2 separate regions of the Homo sapiens genome follow, and region 1 is linked to region 2. Evidence: chromatin loops called from intact Hi-C (ENCODE). Cell type or tissue: mesothelial cell of epicardium. All regions are shown on one strand. Links, peaks and the distances in the headings refer to the core of each region. The heading gives the core; the rest is flanking DNA.

Evidence for each region. Peaks named below come from ENCODE experiments on the same cell type or tissue, not always from the same donor. Only the 100,000 strongest peaks of a DNase experiment are listed, where the experiment ranks them.
Region 1: a loop joins it to region 2, with 19 times the contacts of the local background. A loop is called at or near these places in 1 of 110 quality-filtered maps.

Annotation. Positions count from the first base shown.
Region 1 is chr14:104,469,639-104,480,498 of GRCh38, reverse strand. No RefSeq gene overlaps it. Among named protein-coding and RNA genes, the nearest start is that of C14orf180, 100 kb to the left of the region's middle. RefSeq lists an enhancer at 8,767-9,267. In mesothelial cell of epicardium, for the core only: no CTCF peak of the experiment used is centred there; no DNase peak of the experiment used is centred there.
Region 2 is chr14:104,550,540-104,561,399 of GRCh38, reverse strand. No RefSeq gene overlaps it. Among named protein-coding and RNA genes, the nearest start is that of C14orf180, 24 kb to the left of the region's middle. In mesothelial cell of epicardium, for the core only: no CTCF peak of the experiment used is centred there; a DNase peak (open chromatin) is centred at 6,525.

The DNA of each region.
Region 1 (10,860 bases), core at 4,556-7,055, 80 kb after region 2:
TCTCATGTGCAGGAGAAGCAGGCCGAAGGGTGCTGGGTGAAGGGCATGGACCTGGTAACATTCTCATAGACCATGTTTATTTCCTGTAAAAATAAGACCAGATCCCACTGGTGACAAGGGCTGTGACCAGGACTGAGTTCTTTAAGGTTGCAGGACTGAGGTCTCTGTGTTCTTGCTGCTGTCAGCTTAGGGCCGTTCCCACTTCTAGAGGCTGTTGTGTTATTTGGTGAGTGACCTCGCAGCTCCACGTCTCGGCCAGTGCTGGAAGGCTGAGTCCTCTTGCTCTCCAGGGGGCCCTCCCTCTGCTCCTGGCAGGTGTCTGCTCACCCCTTAGAGCAGTGTTTGATGTCAGGCCCTTGAAGTCTTTGGTGTTCTCGGTGCCCTTGGGACCCTGAACAGACAGAGTGACCCTGTGGTGGAAAATCCTTGCTGCCCCACGTCAGGTGTGTTCCTCAGACTGCAGGCCCGCATGCACCCTGCCCGTGTGCAGTGCCTCCTCATTCCTGTCTGCTGGAGACGGCTTCTGGGGGCCTCTTCTGTGGCTCAGGTGCTTGCTGAAGGTGGACAGCGCTTCGAATTTAAACTGCACAACTCAAGTGCTGTTCCTGGGAGCATCTCAGGGTTTGGTCCAGGTGCCTCGTGACCTCTGCAGGCTCTGTTACTGCTTTTCCAGAAACACTCTCTTTGAGCTGCGTCTGTGCATATTAAAGGAAATCCATCAGCATCATTTTCTTTAATTTTCAGTTCCTATTAGCAGTATTGACCAGAGGGTTCCCCAGGGCAGGGGGCAGGTGGGGTGAGGGCAGCTCCCCTGGCTCAGCCCGTCCATCTCTCCTGCCTGACTGGTGTTTAGATTAGAGTTCAATTCCATTTTAGTCCACTTCCAATTCAATTCCATTCAGTTCAAATCCGAATTCCATTCCATTCCAATCCATTTTCATTCAGTCTAACTCAATTTCATTTCAGTCCAGTTCAAGTCCACATTTAGTTTCTATTTTGCTTAATACAGGTTCACAGACCTTCCACTGTGCCCCAGCCTCACGCTGGGCACCGAGGGAGGTGGGAGCTGGCAGCAGCCTGGGCAGAGGGACCCACTGCGGAGATGTGGGGGAACAGGCCTCACCCAGAAATGGCCACCGGATGAAGCAGGAGCGTGTGGGGGCCACAGAACAAGAAGTCCATCCCTGTTCCTTAATTGAGCCACCCACGTTAGCGTGACCCATGCTCAGGCTGGTGCTCTTGCCTGGACCCATCATGGTGGTTTTCCCAAGCACACCCATGGCTGCTGTCCTGTGGGTCAAAGGCATGGCTGGGCCAGTGGGAAACATGGATTAAACACATTGAGCATTTCACTGCAGTCCTTCCTAGAGTCTCCTGGGCACTGGTGGGCATTGACAACTTCTAAAAAGGGACAAGTGTAGTTTCAGGGCCTCAGAGGGCAGAACCTGGCTGGAAGCCAGCTGGGCCGGTGGGCAGAGCAGAGCTGCTGTCTCCCAGTGTGGAAGGAGAGTGAGTGTGTCAGGATTGCCTGGCTCTGGGGCACTTCCTGGGTTGGAGTTTCAGCTTTCAGGAGCCCCAAATGAGCCCCTCATTTCAAGGCCGCCAGGGGCAAGCTTTCTGCCTCTCAGGACAAAACTGACAAGGAATTGGCCACGTCCTGCCTGTTCAACCATGTGTGAGTGACGAGGGCTTGTGCAGACACACATCTGCTCCCTGGACTGCCATGATGGAGGCAGAGGAGCATCTGCATCTGCAGGAGCTCTGCCAGTGGCCCCCAGCACCCCTCGAGCTGGGGGGAAATGGAGTCCGGCTCCACGGCTGCTATCCTGGGATGCAGTGGCCAGGCCTGCTGGGATCCTATGAAGAGGCAAGCGGAGAAGCCAGATCCCCCTGTGTTCTGTCCCCGTGGGGGCTAACGGCCACACTGCCCCAAAGTTGCATCTGGGACTCTTCGGAATAGGAGTGGTTTGCATGAGAAATTTGAGGATGCAAACTCAATTCATCATTATTTATGAACCAGCACAGAGGAGTTTATTACTCTGATCACTCACTAATCATTCCTTATAAATGCGGGGACCAACAAAATCCCACAGAATCAATAAAGTGGTAACTTCCCGGTCTAAATCACGGCACCTAGGATTCTTGAGTAAACCTTTCGGTAATTTACAAAGGCTGTTGAATTTTATAGTAAGAGTTTTTCAAACCAAGCTGGATTCTAAACAATAATGACTTTTTAATGTGGTTCTGTGATTACGTTGTCACCGTGAAATACGGGGGTCTTTGACTGCATCCAAAATGAGCCTGGTGTGAATTACTTGCAGGCACAGACCAGCACGGCCCCAGGTAAAGCAATCTTCATAAATTACTCTCCAATCCGGGTGGCCTGGCAGGCGAGGCCTGATGCCGATGTTTGCAACTCAATTTTCAATGGACAATTTGTAAACAAGCTCTTCCTTTTGTTCGGGGCAGTGGCCACGGCCGCCGCCTCTGAGTGGAGGGGCTGAGCTCCCCCCAGGCTTTCACACGCCGGCTGAGACTTTGTGTGAGTCCAGGACAGTGGCTGCTCGTCCACGGAGCTGCTTAAAGGGAAGTGAATGAAAGGAACTGACGCTGGGTGCCAGCCACGCGCCAGGTGCACATGGCCCATGTGGCACCATACGGGGAGCCAAGAAAGAAACTGTTTCCTCCTCCTAGAAAGTCCTGCTGGGTGGCTGCCCTCCAACAACCACACAATCCCCTCCCTCATTCACTCTAATGATTCCAACACCCCTTCCCGGAGGGCTCAGAATCCCCACTGCCCCTGCACCTGGGAGTCCTGCCCACCCTGTTTCTGAACCACTGAGTGACTCTGTTTGGGTGTCTCAGTGGGCCAGGGCCTGTGCTCCATACAGTGAGAGCAGGTTTCCATCAGAGACCTTCAGCCCACCCCAGGGGACTATGAGGCATGGCTTGGGCGTAGGGGGAGCCATGGACGCTCTCAAATCCAAAGCCACTGGGCAGATGGGTGAGCTTGGCTCAAATCCATGAACCCAGGTGTGGGCAACGGGGCTTGCGAGGCTGGGTGAAGGCCTGGGGACTCTGAGGTGGCTGGACTGCGGCCGCAGCCGTGGGTGCTGGTGCTTGCCCATCCCTGCCCTGCGGCTCTTGCTCCACAGGCGGGGGAGCCCAGGACCCTGGCCCAGGGACAGAGTGAGGCTCCTCAGCCCCAGGGGCAGCTTCAGGTCTGGGACGGGGGAGCGATTAGGGCGGTTCCCACCTGGACTTTCACACCAGGGCCCCTCGCCCTGGCCGTCCCTACTGCCCAGCCTGGGAGCTCCAGGACAGGCCCTGCCTTGCCCTGTGCCTGGTCTTGAGGAGAGTTTGCTGAGGGCATCCATGCCGAGTGCCCTTAGGGGCAGGACCGGGATTTGCACCCCACCCCAGGTGCCTCAGTCCTAAGGTGCCTCGCCCTGTGCCTGGTCTTGAGGAGAGTTTGCTGAGGGCATCCATGCCGAGTGCCCTTGGGGGCAGGACCGGGATTGGCACCCCCACCCCAGGTGCCTCAGTCCTAAGGTGCCTCGCCCTGTGCCTGGTCTTGAGGAGAGTTTGCTGAGGGCATCCATGCCGAGTGCCCTTGGGGGCAGGACCGGGATTGGCACCCCCACCCCAGGTGCCTCAGTCCTAAGGGCCCTCCTTGCACATGAGCTCACTCGTCCCTGGGCAGAGAGCCCCACTTCCTGGGGTACAAAGTCATCTCCTCCTTGTTGCTCTGGATGCTTCCACGGCAACAGATTCTTCCGCAGCAGAGTGGCAGGGCACCCCTTCCCCGACCGTCTGCCTCCCAGCATGCTGGTGGAGGGGCTCGCTCCCGTCCACATGGCTGCCATGGGCTCCCACCTTCCTCTGGGCACCCTGGGTGCACCAAGGTGTTTTAGAAGGAGCTGCGCCGGCTTGGAGGCGAGAAGGGCAGGAAGAGGCTGCACAGGTGCTCAGCAGGAGAGGCTTGTGTCTCAGGCCTTGGGTACTTAGAAATCTGTTTTACACAGGCTTTCTTTCTGATTTTATGTAAAGTGGGGTTTCACAGCTACACACATTTATTCCGATGTTCCACCGGGGAGAGCTTCTCCAGGACCGTGGGGCTCCAAGCCCCATGGCTCTTGAGGTGGCTCCAGTGTGCAGTGGACACTTCCAGGGTGTCCCAGGGTCCCTTGGGGGCTCTGTGGAGACTCCTGTTTCTGAGAGTGGAGACCTGTGTTCGTTCTCCCTAAAGGCCTTCCTTCTGGTGCCCTCCCCTGCCATTCATGGCTGTTTCCAGAGGCAAGTTGGAAGTGGGGGTGCAGCTGGGGCTGTGGAAAGCTCTCTCTGCAATGCGCTGGGGGGTCTCTGTGGGACACAGAGGCTGGAGCTGGAGGGGTTGGGAGTCCAGGGGGACCCGAGGTAAAGGCTGCCGGCACTAGGGCTTTCCCCAGCACCTGCCACTGAGGCTGCTGCAGGAACCGGGCAGGGACGGCCTCCAGACCTGGGGTCCTGATGACTTAGCTTTCGCCCCGATCCTGCCATCTGGGGGCTGAGGTTCTGCCTGGACGGCTGCCCCGAGAGGAGACCGTGCAAACCCCTGGCTCCTGGGGTGGTCTCCTGTAGCCTGTCAGCAAGATCCCCTCTGCCCTTGACAGGGACACTGGGTGCCCTAGGGAGGCCTCAGCAGCCTGTTTCATAGCCGAGGATGCTGAGGCCTGGAGCACAGGGACGCCCACCTGAGGCCCCACAGCTGGTGAGAGGCAGATGTGAGGGTGGGGCCCTCTCGGTCAGATGCTATCTGCCTCGTGGTACGGCTGTTGGGGTCGGGGGAGCTGGTTTGGGGAGGGGTCCGGGAGCCACTCCACTGGGGTAGTTGCAGTGCTCACAGTTAAGCTCTTGGTACTGGCTGTGTTCCGTGCCCCGGGCAGGCAGCACCTCCTTCCATCCTAAAATCCCCTCTGAGGTACTCAGTATCTTATCCCTCTTCTGTTGATAGGGAAACTGAGTCCCAGAGTCTCCATCAATAGGCTGGCCAGAGGAGCTTGGGTCCAGGCCCAGGCGGCCCTGCCTTGCGGGTGTGAAAAGCCTGGTCTCCACTGCCAGGCTGGCGCCCACCTACGGGTGGGGACCAGGCCCCAGGCCTCGATGTGCACACGCAGGAGCCGGGTTCCTAGTGGCCGCTTGACTTCATAGGATTGCTGAGAAAATCAAACGGCTAAGGAATGGCAGATGGCTGGACCCAAGTAAGGAGTTGTTAGTAAGTTCCTTTCTGGTATTTAAGCAAAGCATTTGTTTGCAGCCCTGGGACTGTTTTCAAGAGGAAAAAGGCCCTGCAAAGAAGCAAGCAGAGACTCTTTAATGTCCCTTTTTTAATTTAAAAAAAAAAAAAAAGGTAGAAGTCAGGAGCCAAATTGCCTCCCATCAAGACACCAGAGAGAACCGATTTAATTTCCATAATGTAGGACAACAATGAGCGCACAGCCTCACGGGAGAATAAATCCAGCCACTTTAAGGGGAGAAGGGAGGCGCTAAGTATATCATGTCAAATATTAACATATGAACTTCAAATCTATGCACCAATTCAAAATCTGATTTAACAAACTGCTCTTATTAAAGTCAATTGGCGAGCATTCCATTATAAAAACAAATGAAATCTTCCCCGTCTACGAGATAAATAATTTTCTCCCCACACCTAAGCGGGAGGCATTAGCTTAACGGGTAACGATCTAAATTATGTATTAAACTCAATTACTTTTTATTACTGCTTTCCAATTAGGGTTCCCTGATTGACTCACATGGCGTGGAGACTCCTCCCGGGCAGTCCCCCATCCTCCTGGCCCCTGGATCTGGCTGTGCAGACGCCATTTGCCCCCAGCTTAATTGAGCATATCTCTCCCTCGCTCTAAGGGGAGAGTGAGGTGTGGCTTCTGCTGGAGAATGAACACGGACGGCAGCAGGATCACCGACTAAATCACCGTCTAAATCTGCCAGAGCCACTCCTGGCAGCCACTTCTGAGGCTGCAGTATCTCCCGGCCCTCTAGAGAGAGCTCCCGAAATCACCAGTATCGTGAGGGCAGCTCTGCCGAGCCCGCGGCCTCTATAGGTGCAAGCAGCGTGCTGCTGCTCCGATGAGTGTCTCCCTGTCCTCAGAGGCGCCAGTCCCCCAGCTCCTGCCCTGCGCTGGCCATGCCTCAGCCGACATTGCACCACCGTGGACTCCCCTGTGTAACCAAGAGCTTTCCTTGTTAGAATCCAGACTCTCTGAGAAGGGCTGTGTTCTTGGGCATATTTCTCAAACACCAGGGACAAACTCCTTTTAAAATGAAAAAGCGTGTAGACTGCCAAGTGCAAAAATGCTACTTGTGAGGGGCCGCTGCGCGGTGATTGCAGAGGCCAGCTTGCCCTGCAGAGCCGGTCGTGGCCGTCACGGAAGCCGGGGAGCTGTGGGAACGCCCATTCCTCAGAGTCGCCGCGTGCCCACCGTGAGCTGCTCTGAGCAACACGGCGGGAGCTGGAGGATGGGGCCAGAAGGGGCTCGAGGATGAAAGCGCGCCAGGAGGGAGACGTGACCGGGTGGCCTGCTGCAGGTGGCGGACGCCTGGGAACACGCAGCACAGGTGGGTGGGCGAACTAGGAGCGCCAGGTCGGGGGTCTGCCTGAGAATGTAGCTCTGAAATGGCGCCGTGAGGGAGGCGAGGGGTCGGCCATTCTGAGATTAGAGGAAGGGGTCCCAGCAGGGCAAGCCACCAAGACAAAGGCGCTAAGCCCCCATCTCAGGGTGGGGGTGGCAGCGGGTGGGGTCAGCCACCTTCAGGCTGGGCTTCAAGAGAGGCCTCAGAGCTGGCACCAGAGGCCCCCTCTGCCCCTGCCTCTGACTGCAGGAAGAATAAAAAGGCTGGAAAGAGGACCTGGCCGAGTTACACAGAGAAGCCCCCTCAGCCAGAAAGAGCCAGGGGAATGAGAAGCCGGAGAGCTGCTCCTGAGTTGGGGGCGCTACAGCCAGGGTCCCTGCTTGTTCCTGAGTCTTGGCTTGGATGCGGCTTAGACTTGAACTTTCATGTCCACCCGGGCCTCTCTGAGTGACCCTGACAGGGACCAAGGGCCCAGCAGCCCACACATTACCCTTGATTGCCACAAGGTGGTGGTGGGAACTCCCAGGACCCCAGGAAAGGGGGCTGGGCTTGAGCTGCCAGGTGGGGGTTCCTTGTGAGGCTTGGGGTGGGAGGGGCTGGGGTGGAGCTGGCTGGGCCTCACAGGCCCGGGAGCCAAGAAGAGAGCTTCGGTGCCTTCGCTGGGGATCCCCAGACCGGGCACTCCGGGAAGCTGGTGCTGCACCATGACAGCCACTGCTGCCACCCCACCTGGGTCCCAGAACAAGCCCTGCCAGCCCACCCCAGAGGCCGAGGGACAGGTAGGTGAGCCACAGAGGGGGCGGAAGGGACCCGAGGGCACTGAGACAGAGGCTTAAAAGGCCAAGTCAAGCTCTAAGTCCTGGAGTCAAGCAGCCGGCTGTCCCGGCACCCGGCCGCAGTGACATCCAGAGAGCAGCCCCCTAGCAGTGTCACTCAGGTGATAATGCAAGAAAGCCCTGTCCTGTGTGTGTTCAGGGCCTGGGAGGCCTCCGTGAGCTGGCTGCACAAGCCTGGGGCTGTGGCACTCGCAGAGGACCTGCCTGGCCTCTTCATGAGCACGAGGGTCTCACTTAACCCTCAACATACCCCACAGGGCCGGATTGACCTTCTCACCTCACTGGAGAGGGAGAAGAACCAGGAGAGTCTCAGGACTAAGGCACCCCTCCGGGCGTCGGGTGTGCAGGGGCCGAGCTGGGATGCCAATTCTGCGTCACAGCCGGCTGCAGGTTCCGCAGCAGTTTTAGGGGCGACATTACCGAGGTCCTTGTGGGCGGGAGAGGGAAGTGTGGTGGGGCGCAGAGTAGGCCACGGTGGGGTGGGGAAGCGTCAAGGACGATGAGCTGTCAACTGGGCGTTGAAGGATGGTGGGGCTCCATCCAGCAGAGGTGGGGGTGTGAGTGTGATGGGGGAATGGGTGTGTGAGGTGGTTGGGTTTGTGTGTATGTGTGATGAGTGTGTGTGTGGTGCATGGTGTCTGTGTGATGGGCCTGTGTGTGTGGCTGTGTGCAGGTGTACGTGTGATGAGTTTGTGTGTGTGTGGTGTGTGTGATGAGTGTGTAATGAGCATGTCTGATGAGCATATGTGTGATGTGTGTGATAAGTGTGTGTGTAATGAGTGTGATGAGTGTGTATGATGAGAATGTGTGTGGTGTGTGATGAGTGTGTGTGATGAGCATGTGTGTGATGAGTGTGTGTGGTGTGTCTGTGATGAGTGTGGGTGATGAGTGTGTGTGTGATGTGTGGGGAGTGCTGATGGGTGCAGGTGGATGTGTGTGTGTGATTGGGTGGTGTGTGTGCAATGGGTGTGTGTGATGAGTGTGTGTGTGATGTGTGGGGAATGGGGATGGGTGCAGGTGGAGGGGTGTGTGTGTGTGATGAGCAAGTTTGTGATAAGCATGTGTTTGGTGTGTGTGTGTCTGTGATGAACGTGTGTGTGGTGTGTGTGAGTGGGTGTGTGGTGTGTGTGCAATGGTGTGTGTGATGTGTGTGGGGAGTGGGGACTGGTGCAGGTGGAGGTGTGTGTATTATGAGCATGTGTGTGATAAGCATGTGGTGTGTGTGTGAGTGTGATGAATGTATGTGTGGTGTGTGAGTGTGTGTGATAAGCATGTGTGTGATGAGTGTGTGTGTGGTGTGTGCGATGGGTGTGTGTGATGAGTGTGTGTGTGATGTGTGTGGAGAGTGCTGATGGGTGCAGGTGGCGGTGTGTGTGTGATGAGCATGTGTGTGTGTGTGTGTGTGTGTGGCGTGTGTGGGGAGTGGGGATGGGTACAGGTGCAGGTGGATGTGCTCACCAGCCAGGTTCTCAGGCCCGTGCTAGTGCTGTACCTGGCACAGGAGGTCAGAAGGACCATTGCTCTTCCCACTAGCCAGAGCGGTGTCTGGCTTTGTCTCTCCCTTCGCCACTGAGTACCCCCAGCCAGGTGATGGCATCTCCGCAGGCCTCACCCACTTTTCTGCTCCTCCCTGTGGACTGTGGGGTCAGCACAAAGACTCCATCTGGCTACCCCGCGGCCCCTCTGGCCACGCCTGCCTGCTGGAGACTCCTCCTGGCATCCTCCGAGCCAGGCCAGGTGTGGCCTTGCTGGGCAGCCCTCCTCTTCCTGCATCCACCCACTGCGTTTCAGTGGCTCCATCCTTTATGCCACCAATGACCCCTGGACATCCCTCAGTCCCTCCAGGGACAGTGTGGTTCACAGGGCTGGTGTGCTGAACAAAGGCTGAGCTTGGGCAAGCACTGCAGGGGCTGGGACATAGGGTAGTGGCCAGGAGGCCCAAGGAGTCCTGTCCAAGAGGAGACAGGCCAGGATCTCAGGCTCAAGCCCTTGAGCCCTCTAGAGTGCCTAGCCCTGTGCTGGACTCCAAGGGGCCACAGGCAGAGAGAGAACCTGGCCTCAGCCTCTGAGACTGAGGAGCCCTAGCTCAAGTGTGTGGGCCAGGCAGAAGAGAGCCCTGAAGTTGGAGCAGTCAAGGAAAGCTGCCTGGAGGAGGCGGCCTGGGAGTCACAGCTCAATGGCACCTGAGAAGGACGGCCAAGGCCTCTGCCCCGGGGCTTGCATCCCTCTCCATCAGCACAGCTCGGGGGAATGGCCTGGAGCTGCAACACCAACGACAGACGGCGGGAAAGTGCTGTCCCCACAGCGGGCACGGAAAACCACCGGCCCTCATCCCGTCTCGCACAATCCCTGAAGTTTGCTTTTTGTTTGTTTGATTAATTCCTTCGACGTTCAAGAAAGAAATTAATTTTACTTATTCCTCAAGCGGTCATTAGAAAAGCTTTTAATGAACACAGTAAAAACCAACTAATTATCGCAATGGCATTTTACTCTAAATAAAATTGACAGCAACCAAGAAGATGGTGCCTATAATTCTCCTCAGTTTATTAAAACCCATTTATCACATTTTATCCTAGCGGAAACTGATCATACTAGTCTGTGATAATTTAACTACTATTTCCTCACTGCATCTAACACGTAAGGGGAGTTTACTGATATTAAAGTCATAATGCATTATATGGAGATGACCTTGCATTCTAATTACTGTTCTTGGTGAGGAATGGGGAAGAGAATCATTCTGTACTGCACACTCCAGATGAAGCCAATGCATGCTTAATGTGAAGCCTCTAATTAGAAAAAATTCCCTTCTCAGTTTCAGCAGAGTTGATGGTCATTTTTCCTCGTGAAATGTGTGCTGGGGGCCTTGGTGTTGGAGCCCTCCCTCTACCCCAAAGGTCATGTCCGTGCTCCAGAAACTCACCATTGTCCATCCATTCCCTGAATGACCACAGTGAACCCACATGGCCCAGGTGCCTCCAGAAGCCTGGCAGACAATTCTTAAGTGTGAAAGAAAGTGTTTGTTTCTGCTTTTTGTTAAAATTCAGAAGTCACATTCTTCCAAAAACCATACTTGAAAATTTAGCTTTTTATTATACATCTTGCTCTAAGAGTCTGTTATTGTTCCCGATCATGAAATGTCATGGGGCTCAAAGGATGGGACGCTTGATTCGCTTCCTAAATACGAGTTGCTTCTGTTGAGTTTTGCCACCAGCAGCTCCCACATGCTTGCACCCGTATCTACATGTTCATGCAGAGACCCACCCGGCTTCTGCTCACAGACACACATCTCACCTCCCACACCATCTTCCCTGCTTGTGGTGGTTAATTTTAGGTGTCAACTTGACTGCACTGAGGGATGCCTAGATAGTTGATAAAACATTTCTGGATGTGTCTT
Region 2 (10,860 bases), core at 5,294-7,793:
TTCTGTGGAGCCTCGGGCCCTGTGGGCTGTCGAGGGGAAGGGCGGTGGCTCGGCCTGGGCATGTGAGGCTCACAAGAGCTGAGGGGCGGGTCCCGGTGGGTGCGCTGGAGTCCAGGTGTCTGGTGGGGCCCGAGGCAGGGAACGGGGTCCCATTTCTCCTGGGATGAGGAGGGTGACAGCAGGCTGGGTGGCCCAGGAAGCTGAGCTGAACATCTCTTGCTCTGTAAGCGGATGCTGGCCAGACATGGTGGGGCAGGCAGCTGGGGCAGGGAGGAAGGAGTCCAGCCCTCACCCATCCCCACCTGGCTGGGGAGGGCACCCCAGCCTGCTGGCCTCTGGGGGCTGGGATGGGAAGCTGATGATGGAGGAGGGTGGGAGGTGAGGGGGAGACCTGCCTGGTGGAGGGAAGCAGGTGGAGACTACAGAGAGGCTGAGTCCCCACTTTGCCAGCCAGGCTGGACAGGGGACACAGATATGGAACCTCCTAACTACTGAACGCTGGTGCCCAGCTCAGACCCTGTGGAGGGGGCCACATTGCCTGCTGAAGAGCGTGGCTGGGCCCAGCTATGGCAAGGACAGGTGTCAAGGGCTGTGGGCTCAGGAGGAAGTGGACACAGTCACTGGTGGGGCCAAGGGGAGTCACAAGGCTGGGGCAGGGGGGTGAGGGCGGCTGGGGAAGGCACTGCCAGGCACCCAAGCTTGCAGAGCTTCCCAGCCAGTGGCCACTGGGGGACTCTGAACCAGGCCCCTTCCCTTTCTTGGCCTCAGCTCCTCTGTGCCTGAAAAAGGGGCACTAAGAGTGGTCCCTGTTGGCCAGTGGCTCCTCAGCTGGTCCCCAAGGACAAAGCACAAGGTGGCACCACTCAGTGGCTTCAGGAGCTTGCTCCTGGCTGTGTGCATGTGTGAGCATGCAAGCTTGTGCCTGTGTGCAATGCACGCATGTGCGTGTATATGGGTGTGTGCGTGTGTGGCATGTATATATCTGTGTCCATGTATGTGGGTGTGGACATACGCATACATGTATGCATGCATGGATGTGCGTGCATTTGTGTGAGTGTGTGTGTGCGTGTGTGTGTGCACCGGGGAGCAGGGCTGACTGTCCTGGACGAGGAGGAGCCAGGCCTGCACGCATGAAGTGGCAGGCGTCGGAGGCTGAGTGAGATGTGCTTCTCCCCGTCGCGGTGGGGCAGGCTGTGGATTGGCACGGCTGCCATGTCCTTTTCAGTCCTCTTAATGTGAAGTTAATTAGGCAGAACATTCAAGAAAGACATTTGGAAGTTGATCTCAAATCAGAAGAGCCCCAGTGTGAGGAGAGGGAGGGCGAGGAAAGCCCCTGCAGCTGGGGAGCCTGTCTGTGTGAAGCCGGGGTCCTGGGCTGGGTGGCACTGTTGCTGGGGGGCCCCTGGGTGGGGCATTCCTTCCTGCCTGGCTCCCCCTTCCCCATCTGTCAAGAGTGGAAACAGTGAATGCGGGGCGCCCAGGCAGCCTAGGGGGAGTAGGGGCGGGTTCAGGGCACAGCCCGGCTGTCAAGTCTTGGGGAAGAGGAGGGAGGGACTTCTCTGGTGGCCCCACTAGGGTTGCAGGTCCTCCCAGGGCTCAGCTCCCTCTAGTTGGCCCTGGGGTTGAGTCCTGACCAGGTGTCTCTGCTGTCCAGGGAGTCTGGGCCACAACTCTGGCAGCCTGGGGACCTGCCTCAAGAAGGATGGCAGTGCTGGATGCCTGAGTGCCCTCCTGGTCTCCCACCCCCTGAACGCCCATGGTCGGGGAACATAACCTCGTCTCTGCGGGCGAGGCACACTCTGCCTGTGGGGCCAGTGTGGAGAAGCTGGTCAGGAACTGGAGGCCTGAAACTCGGGTCAGGAAAACCCCATGTCTGTCCCTGGGTGTGCATCAGACCAGGAAGAGGGACAAAGGCCACAGCAGCCCCGGGGAGATGCCAGTGGGTGAGTGTGCCTGGAGATGGGGATGGAGGGAGGCCGGGTGGCAAGGAGGCCTCACATGCCAAGGCTATGGCACGGCCTGGAAGGCTGGTGAGGGGATGTGGGCTCTGCCTGCACCAAGGGCAGCCCTGGGCAGGCAGAGGTGAGCCATGGCCATGGTCAGGGAAGGTGGAACCGCTGGGCCGTCACCTTGCACGGTGGTCCCAAGGCCAGCATCCCCGGGTGCTGGGACAGCATGGGGCACAACAGCCAGCCCACATAGAAATGAGGCAACGGGTCACAAGTGCAAACCCACAGCTAGTGAATATTTAACGCCTAACAAAAGTGCATGCATCATTAACCAGGTGCTGGTGGAGGAGCTGGAATAATTTGTCTTCTTAAAGGGGATTTGGTAATTTGTTAAGCTATTTTGAAACCTGCAGTCTAGCTGTGGGAGCCGCTCTGATTTCTAAATTAATTTGTGTGATTTAGAAAGTGGAAGCCTCTTGGTTCTGCAGGGGCCGCGGGCAGCAGGGCGGCCTTGCAGGCTCCTAGGTGTGCTCTGCATTTGTTGATTGTCCCATCCATGGGGACCCTGCTGAGGAGCTCGGCCCTGTGCACCCCGCCTCTCCCACCACCCTTGTTTCCATATGTGGAACCCAGTGGTCCCCCACCTCCCGGATGAGTTAGTTTACGAGCAGGTGCCACGGGAAGGTGGTCTCTGGAGGCTCAGTTTAACCCCCCTCCTAAGAGGATGCTCTTGGGCTGGAGGTGGGTGAGGCCATCTGGCCTGGAGCTGCTGGGCTTGGCTCTGAGATTGGCTGACACATCTGCAGTTCAAGGACCAGGCTGTGAGAGTCAAAGGGTGAGTTGTAACTATCACAGAGGTGACCACATGAAAAGCCCCAATTTCCAGCCCCAGATCCCCAGACCGTGAATCCCAGCTGTGGGTCACTGACTGGGAGCCTGCACTGTATCCTTCAGGGCCCTGGCAGGCCCCACAGGGCATCGCCACCCAGCTGGCGCCATCCCTGAGTCTCCGAAGGCCAGTCTGCCAGCCTCTCAGGCTGGCAGCTGCCAGACAGTGGGGACGTCAGACCAGTGGATTCTGTGAGGTTGAGTCCATTGCAGCTCGAAGGGAGACCCTTGGCTAACAGCAATGTTGTGCGGAAGGCCAGGCTGATGGGGAAAGATGGTCATATTTGCAGAAGCCTTGTGGCCAGGAAAGACCAGTCCATATTCAGATTAAGCGTCTCTTCTAGTGAGAACTAAGCGCTGCCTCTTTCATACAAAAGCAGTCCAACGTCATCACCTGTCACGGCTGCCCTGGTGATGGTGCTTCAACCTGTACTGAGCCTCAGTTTACCTCCCTAGCCAAACCTGAGTCCACCTCCCAGCTGAGCCTGGGTCCATCACCCCAGCTGAGCCTGACTCTACCTCACAGCTGAGCCTGGGGCCACCTTCCAGCTGAGCCTGAGTTCACCTTCCAGCTGAGCCTAAGTTCACCTCCCAGCTGAGCCTGGTTCCTCCTCCTAGCTGAGCCTGATTCCACCTCCCAGCTAAGTCTGGGTCCACCTCCCAGCTGAGCCTGGGGCCACTTTCCATCTGAGCCTGAGTTCACTTCCTGGCTGAGTCTGGGCCCACCTTCCAGCTGAGCCTGAGTCCACCTCCCAGCTGAGCCTGAGTCCATCATCCCAGCTGAGCCTGAGTCCACCTCCCAGCTGAACCTAGGACCATCACCTCAGCTGAGCTTGAGTCCACTTCCGAGCTGAGCCTGTGGCCATCATCCCAACCGAGTCTGAGTTCATTTCCCTGTTGAGCCTGGGTCTACCTCCCAGTCAAGTCTGAGTTCACCTCCCAGCCGAGCCTGGGTCTACCTTCCCAGCTGAGATGGGCCCTTGTGATTTGAGCCTATATCCCTATGGAGCCGTGTTCACCATGAGTGATTTTGTGGGTCCCTTCATTTGGTGACTTCTGGGTGTCAAGCACAGAGAGTTAAGTGAATCCCACCTGGATTGGCTGGGGGTCCCCAGCCAAGCATGCCCATCCTCTTGGTGGCCCACTCCTCACAAGCCTGGGACATCAGACCCTTGGGCAGCTCCTGAGCCCGACACACAGGGTCTGTTGGTGTGTCCTGGAATGGTGGGGAGGTGGTCCCTGGAAGAAGAGTAGGGGTGATCTGGCACACTGCTCTCTCCACGAGCCGTGGCCCGTCAGAGCCTGAGCACCTGAGGGACTTTGCCAGGCCTCTCAGCACTGGAACTGCTTCTCTCTGTCAGGCATCTGCTGCTGGCTCCAGAGGGGGATCTAGACAGGGGAGCAGAAGCCTCTCCAGCCTTGCCCTCAGATGGGCTGTGCGGAGGAGGGTCTCCTGCTCCCTGGGAACTAGAAGACATGGCAGAGAAGTCTGTGGTTTCCTTTGATTCTGGAAGGTTCTGGGGCAACTAGGGAAGGGTCAGGTTAGAGACTCTTACTGGGGAGGGGTGGCCAGCCGGGAGTGGACACAGTGACCATTTCCTGCAGGGCTTGGGGGCCTGGCTGGGGGCTGGCTGTGGGGGCTCAGGGCGTCACTCCCTGGGTGGGTGAGGGGGCCTGGGGGCTCCTGCAGACGCTGCCTTCCCTGACTCCCTGTCTTCTCTCAGCTCCCCGGGGCCTTTGGCCATAATTTGGTTTGGGCATCCTCAGTCTGTGTGGGCTGGAAGTCCCTGAGGGGATCTCCTTTTGGGCTCCTCTCCTTGGGCTGCAGGAAGAGGGGGTGACCCTCTGGCCCACGTGAGCCTGTCTGGCCGGGCCAGCCCATTGCCAGTGTCCACTGGGACAGGATTTGAGGGCCATGATGGCCACTTCCTCTGAGCTCCAGGTTGGACAAGGCTGCACAGGGAGCTCGGGTGTCCCTCTGGGCCAGAGGAGAGCCCTGGACCCCGGGGGACCAGCCCAGGCACAGTGTCACCGCAGCCCTCTTGTCTATCCCTGAGTGCCCCACCTGCTCCTGAGTGGCCCCCTAGTCCCTCGTCCCTCCAGGGGTGCAGAGCTTCATGCAGGAGGCTGGGAGCCTGGGGTGAGGGGCAGGGCTGGGCATGTCTTCAGAACGATGTGCTCCAGCAAAGCCCAAGCCGGGGCTCCAGCAAAGCCCAAGCAGGGGCTTCAGCTGCCACAGCCTCTGGCTTTGAAGATGGCAGCCCCGACAGCTTCTTTTCCATCTATAGTGCCTTTTTCAAGCTCTGGGCTTCAAAGCCAGCCTCGTAGCTCCTGGAGAGGCTCAGCCCCTGCTGGATATGACTGGGGTGGGGTGGGGATGGGAGATGGGGGAAGAAGAGCTGTGTCCCCAGGGACAGCGCTGGTGGCCTCAAGCCACTGAGATTGAACTTGAGGGAAGGGAAGCTGTGACCCCAGGGCAGATGGCAGATGCTCAGTTGGGTGTTTGCTCCTGGGAAAGGAGCAGAGATGACTGTGGATGGCCATCTCCACAACCCCCTCCCCAGCTCTGCAGAGCAGCCGCTTTTCTAGGAGCTCATCCAGTCCTTGCTGTACAGGTAGGGAAACTGAGGCTCAGAGAGACTCGCCCACAGCTGCACAGCAGGCAGGTGAGGGGCTGGACCCCTCCTGGGTCCTTCTTTCTGGCAGGGCTCACATGGCTCTGATTTTGGACTGCTGATCCCCACCTGGAGACCCACTAGGTGGGGAGCCTGCCCCTGGTCCCGCAAGCCCAGAATCTCTCCACAGGGCTTTTCAGTGAGGCCGCCGAGCCTCCAGCCTCCTCTTTGTTCTGCCCAGCGCAGTGCCTCAGCAGCTTTCTCCATGGCTGGATGCATCCTGAAATTATCTTTCCATTAAAAATAAATGCCCCATTTTATCTGCCTGAAATGGCCCTGCTCTCTGATTGTCTTTTCCGTGCCGCTGTATATGGAGAACTATAAAATCATAATACAACTATTAATCCCCTGTATCTGCTTGTACCTAATTTTTATTAAAAATATCCTGTGCTCCAGCTGCCTTGTAAATTATAGTGAGGTTGAAAAGTCTCCAACTGGATTAGCCAGGAAGGAGAGCGTATTGGATCGGAGACAGGCTCACTCTGGAGCACGGGGCCTGGCGGTGTGGGTTAGGAACATGGCAAAGCGATGCTGGGGCTGCCCCGTGCCCTGGGCAGCTGGGGGAAACTGGTCTCCATGGCTCAGTGGCAGCCTGCCTCCCCCTCCCAGCCTGGGCTCCCTGGGCCTGGGATGGGCTCAGGGGTCTGGTGCAGAGGAGCTCAGGGCCACCAGAAGTCCTGGCTCTGCTGCTCCTGGTGTCACCCCATGCAGACTCAGGCTTGAGTCCAGCTGCCATGACCATGGGCCATGGGACTCTTCTGAGGTGCAGTTTGCCCCCTGCACAGAGGAGTCACAGCGGTGCTGAGGGGAGGGCGGGGAGCAGAGTCCGGGGGTCTTTGCCTTCCAAGGTAGGCATACCCCCACCCCTCCGAGGCCTAGCATGGCTCCTGCCCTTCTCTCCCCTTGAAAGGGGCCGCAGCCACTCTGAGGGCTTCCTGGGTGGCCGTTGAGGCTCCGAGCTCCAGCGGAATGAGCTTCTCTGACATCATTCGATGAAGCTGGCACACTGCCCCAGGCCCTCACAGTCCAGGCAGACGAAGGGGAGCCCAGGGCCCCTTCCTCCCAGCCCGAGCCCTGCCTGGCTTGTTGTGTGGGGACAGGAGATGCCGCGGGGGCTGGGGTGACAGCTGGACGTTCGCTGGCAGCCACCCACAGCCAGCATTGCAGGAGGGAGGCCCCGGCCTGCAGGAGGGCAGCGAGGCTGAGGATAGAAGCATGCCTTCGGCAGGCTGCGGGTGCTGGGGGCCGTTGTGGCTGGGTTGTGAAGGTTCCCGAAGGTCCAGCTCTGCAGCCTCGCCTCTGAGTCGGGCTGACCTCCCAAAGTAGGCCTTTCAGAGGGAGGAAGGCAGGACGCCGCCCGATGGTGGCTGCAAGGCTGATGGTGGCACAGCGAGGGATTCAGGGATGTGTGTGAGTGCTGGGGCTTAGGGAACAGCAGGACAGAGGTGGCCCCTCCTCTTGGGGGTCCCCCCTCACTGCGGAGGGGGTGTTGGCCAAATCCACAGGTGCCACAGAGCTGTGGACAGACAGCGGCCATGGGGTGCCCCACCTCTGAACTTGGGACCTCCAGTCAGCTCCAGCCCCCTCCTGCCCTCCTGTCTCCTCACCCCAGGCGGCCTTGGCTTTCCCTGCTCGGCTCCCGCCCTCCACTCGAGAGGCCTGGATCCTTGTGCCTCAGGGAGTGTTTGGCTCACAATGGTGGGGGGGGGGTCCCAGGCTGAGGACTGGAGGGGCTGCACAGAGGAAGGGCCCCTTCCCAGAGTGGATGGGTTGGGCAGTGGGGCCCTGTTGCCCCTGACACCCCAGAGTGGCCAGGCCCCTCTGCGGGTCTCTATGTGAGCTCCTTCCTCAAAAGGTGGTTGTGGAGAATTCCAAGCACACCACGGGGAGGGGACAGTGCTGTGGACTCCGTTTCCCTCCGCCAGCCTCCCAGTGCCGACCCGCAGTCTCCTCTCTCCTCTCCAGCATCTGCATGTCCACACCTGGGGGGTTTGGAGCAAATCCCCAGGGTTGGATTCATGTATCTGTAAATATCGCTAAACAATAAGGCCGCCTTGAAAAGTAGCCACAGTGTGGTTATACCTAACAATGAAAAACAACGTCTTCACATCATTGCATACTTAGCTACCGTTCACATCTCCCCGGTGTCCTGTGTCTGTTTCTACAGGGTTGCGCCTCTGCCGGTCTTTTCCCCTGTGCAGTTTGTGTTTTGCAGAGGCTGGCTGTTTGTCCCAGAGTGTGCCCAGGGTCTGTGGCGGTGGCACCACGCCCACTGTCCTCAGTCCCCTGCCTGGCCTGGCGTTGGTTGATGTAGCTAGAGGTGGGACCCACGGGGGTGCTGCTCTGACCCCCACCCGGCCGTGTGCCCCTTCTGCTGGTCTCTCTTTTCTGGCTGTCAGCAGCTGTGGGCGTCCCTGCCCCGGCAGTGGCCAGCTGGTTATTTTGGTCCCCTTCCTTCTTGGTTCCTTTGCTGATGTGGCTTCCGCAGAGAGACGCCTTCTCCACCAGGCCCGGTGCATCATCCGTGGAGGATGCCAAGAGGAGGAGGCACACGATCTTGGGCCCTGTGGGGTGCGGGGAGGGGCTGGCACCCCCTGAGAGGGCTTCCTTGGGTTTTGTGCCAGGTGCCTCCCGTGGTCTGGCCCTACCCACCACCCTGAGTCCAGGCTCCTGAAGTTAGCCTGACGCACGCCTGGCCTCTGCACACAGCCTGTCTCCTACCGGGTACTTCGGCCAGTGGCTTAACCTGGTGCTCCTATAAAATAGGTGATGCCGCCTGTCTCATTGCAAGATGTCATAGGTGAGATCGCCCAGGTTTGGCAGAGATGAGTGGAGGGCGTCTGGTGAGTGGAGGTGGGTGAGAAGTTTCCTTTCCCTCTCTGTCCTTCCAGCCCCCTTCACTCCCTTGTCCTCCCCGTCCCCAGCCTTCCCCCTGGTTCTGTCCCGCTGGTTCCCAGAGGGAGGTTACCCAGGGCTGCTGCTTGGGGCCCAGGTCTGGTGAGCAGAAGTTCTTTGGGCAGTTCCAGACTTTCCCTGGCCAGGCGCAGCTCCCTGTGATGCTGCTGAGGCCCAGCATCTGCTTCTGCAAGATGCACAGGGACATCAAAACCGATTCCCCACGAGACAGAGCCTTCAATCGACATTTCACTTTTATGGACGGGTTTATTGCAAAGTAGATCTCCCACAGCCAATTCCCTGCGAAGGGGACAGGCTGAGCCACAGCAGGACAACACGGCAGCCACCCGGGCATGGACGCTGCGCACTGGAGTTGTGCCCGAGGTTGGCACCTGCCCACCTCCTGCCCCAGGTCTCGCGGGTGCCCCCGGGATCTGACCTACCGGGACTGCCGTCAGGTCTGTCCTCAGCAGTAACAGGCCACGAGACAGGGGCTAGCACAGGTCCCCGGGATTGGGCTGCTCACCCGGGGGGAGGGAGAGCCGAAGGAGGCGAGCTCTGCATTCAGGTGGAAGCAAAGCCACCCTCACAACAGCACCCCAAAACCACCGTCACTTGGCACCCCAAAACCACCCTCACAGCAGCATCCCAAAACCACCCTCACAGCGGCACCCCAAAACCACCCTCACAGCGGCACCCCAAAACCACCCTCACAGCAGCACCCGTGGGTCCTTCCTGCACTGGCAATTCTCCCCACCGTCATAGCTGCTCCCCCGCCCACAACAGGAGCATCACAGGTTGGGGCGGACCTCCTGGAAGACTCGCGACCCCTTCTGGAAGACTTGAGACCCCAGGAGGAGGTGTGGGCACAGACAGATGTGTCACTCCAGTGCCTGGCTGCCAGCAGCAGGGGGCCGGCCTGTCAGGGACCTGAGGCAGAGCTGGGGCAGCCACCAGCCGAATGTGGTAGATGTTTTAGCCTCAGGGAGGAGAGGATCTCAGGTCTGGCCGTGGCTGGAGTGGGAGTTGTGAGAGTTGGCAGGCCCAGCCCAGGAGGGAGGGTGCAGCAGGAGCCGTCCACTGGGCTAGGCTGGGCCTGGCTGATCTCAGCGGCTCCCGCTGGCCTGAGCGTCCTTGGCTGCTGTCTGGACACATCCACAGCTGGGCATTCTCCAAGTGGCTTCAAGGACCTCTTTTGGGGCAGGGTCCCTAAAAAGCCCTGGATGTGAGCGGGAGCCTGCAGGAACTGTCTGCCTGCCCTTCCCAGCTCGGAATCCCTCACCTGCACACCTGGACTGGATAGGGACCTTGACTGGATAAGGGAGGGCAGAGGATGGGTGGGCCGTGGGATAGGCTGTAATTTTGACCCCGACTTGGGGGAACTGGCTGTAGCCTGGAGTGAAGCCCCCTGCTCCCGGCCCCTGCCCTCCATACCCCGACATCGCTGCAGGGAGCTGCCCTCCTTGGCCTGGGAGATGGGGTGCCGACCTCCATTCTTTCTGTAGGGCCAGGAGGTGCGTCCAGGTGAAAAAGGAAGGGAGGAGGCCCAGAGAGAGGCAGGCTGGGAGCACAAACAGTGAGAGGAAAAGGGGGTCCCCTGGGGGATGTCTGGAGGGAGGCAGCCTGCTCAACCCCCTCATCCAAACTTGCCCCAACATTGATTCCCTTCCAGTCCTTATTGGTCAGTCTCCCAATAGTGGCCGGTCACCGGGGACTGCAGTTAAGTTGCCTGTGACTGATGCGGTTTCGGGAGCTGAGAATGATGGGTGGGACAGCGCAGGTGCCTGCAAAGCCACTGACGGATCAGTGCCCGCTGAGTCATTCCAGGTGAAAATCAAAGGCGAGCTGATTGCTAAGGGTGGTGGAGGGAAGGATGCTTCCAGGGAGATGGTCTGAGCACCGTGTCGAGGGGCCTGTGACTGTCGTGGGGGGTTCACATGCAGCCGCCCGTGCAGCGTGGCCAATCATTTTCCTGGGAGAACAGATAACAAACTCAAACAATGCATTCTCCTTGCATTCTAACAACCAGCGCAGGGTGGCAGTGAAAACTCAAATCTCTATCCAGTGCAATATCAGACTATTTTTGAGGTTTTACTTTTCAAGATAAAGATCCATTTAAACCTTTCCCCCGCTATTTTCTGTGACACGTTGAGCTCGGCTGCACCGTGTGGCAGTAACAAGCCATCTCCCAGCTGCAGCAACTCCACACTGCCGGCCCCACACCACCTCTAAGGCCTCCAGGGCACCTGCCCTCCTGGGGAGGGCTGAGCGTTGACTTCTCCATCAACATGTGTCACCTGTCCCAGGTTTTCTGAAACAGGAACATAGAAGTAGGTGGAGAGCTGAGCACTGCCCGCTGAATGCGGCTTCCCGGAGGTGACACGGAACTTTTCCCATTCCAGCAGCCAAACCAAGTCCAACCACTATGCCTGACTTTGCAGGGCAGGCGGGAT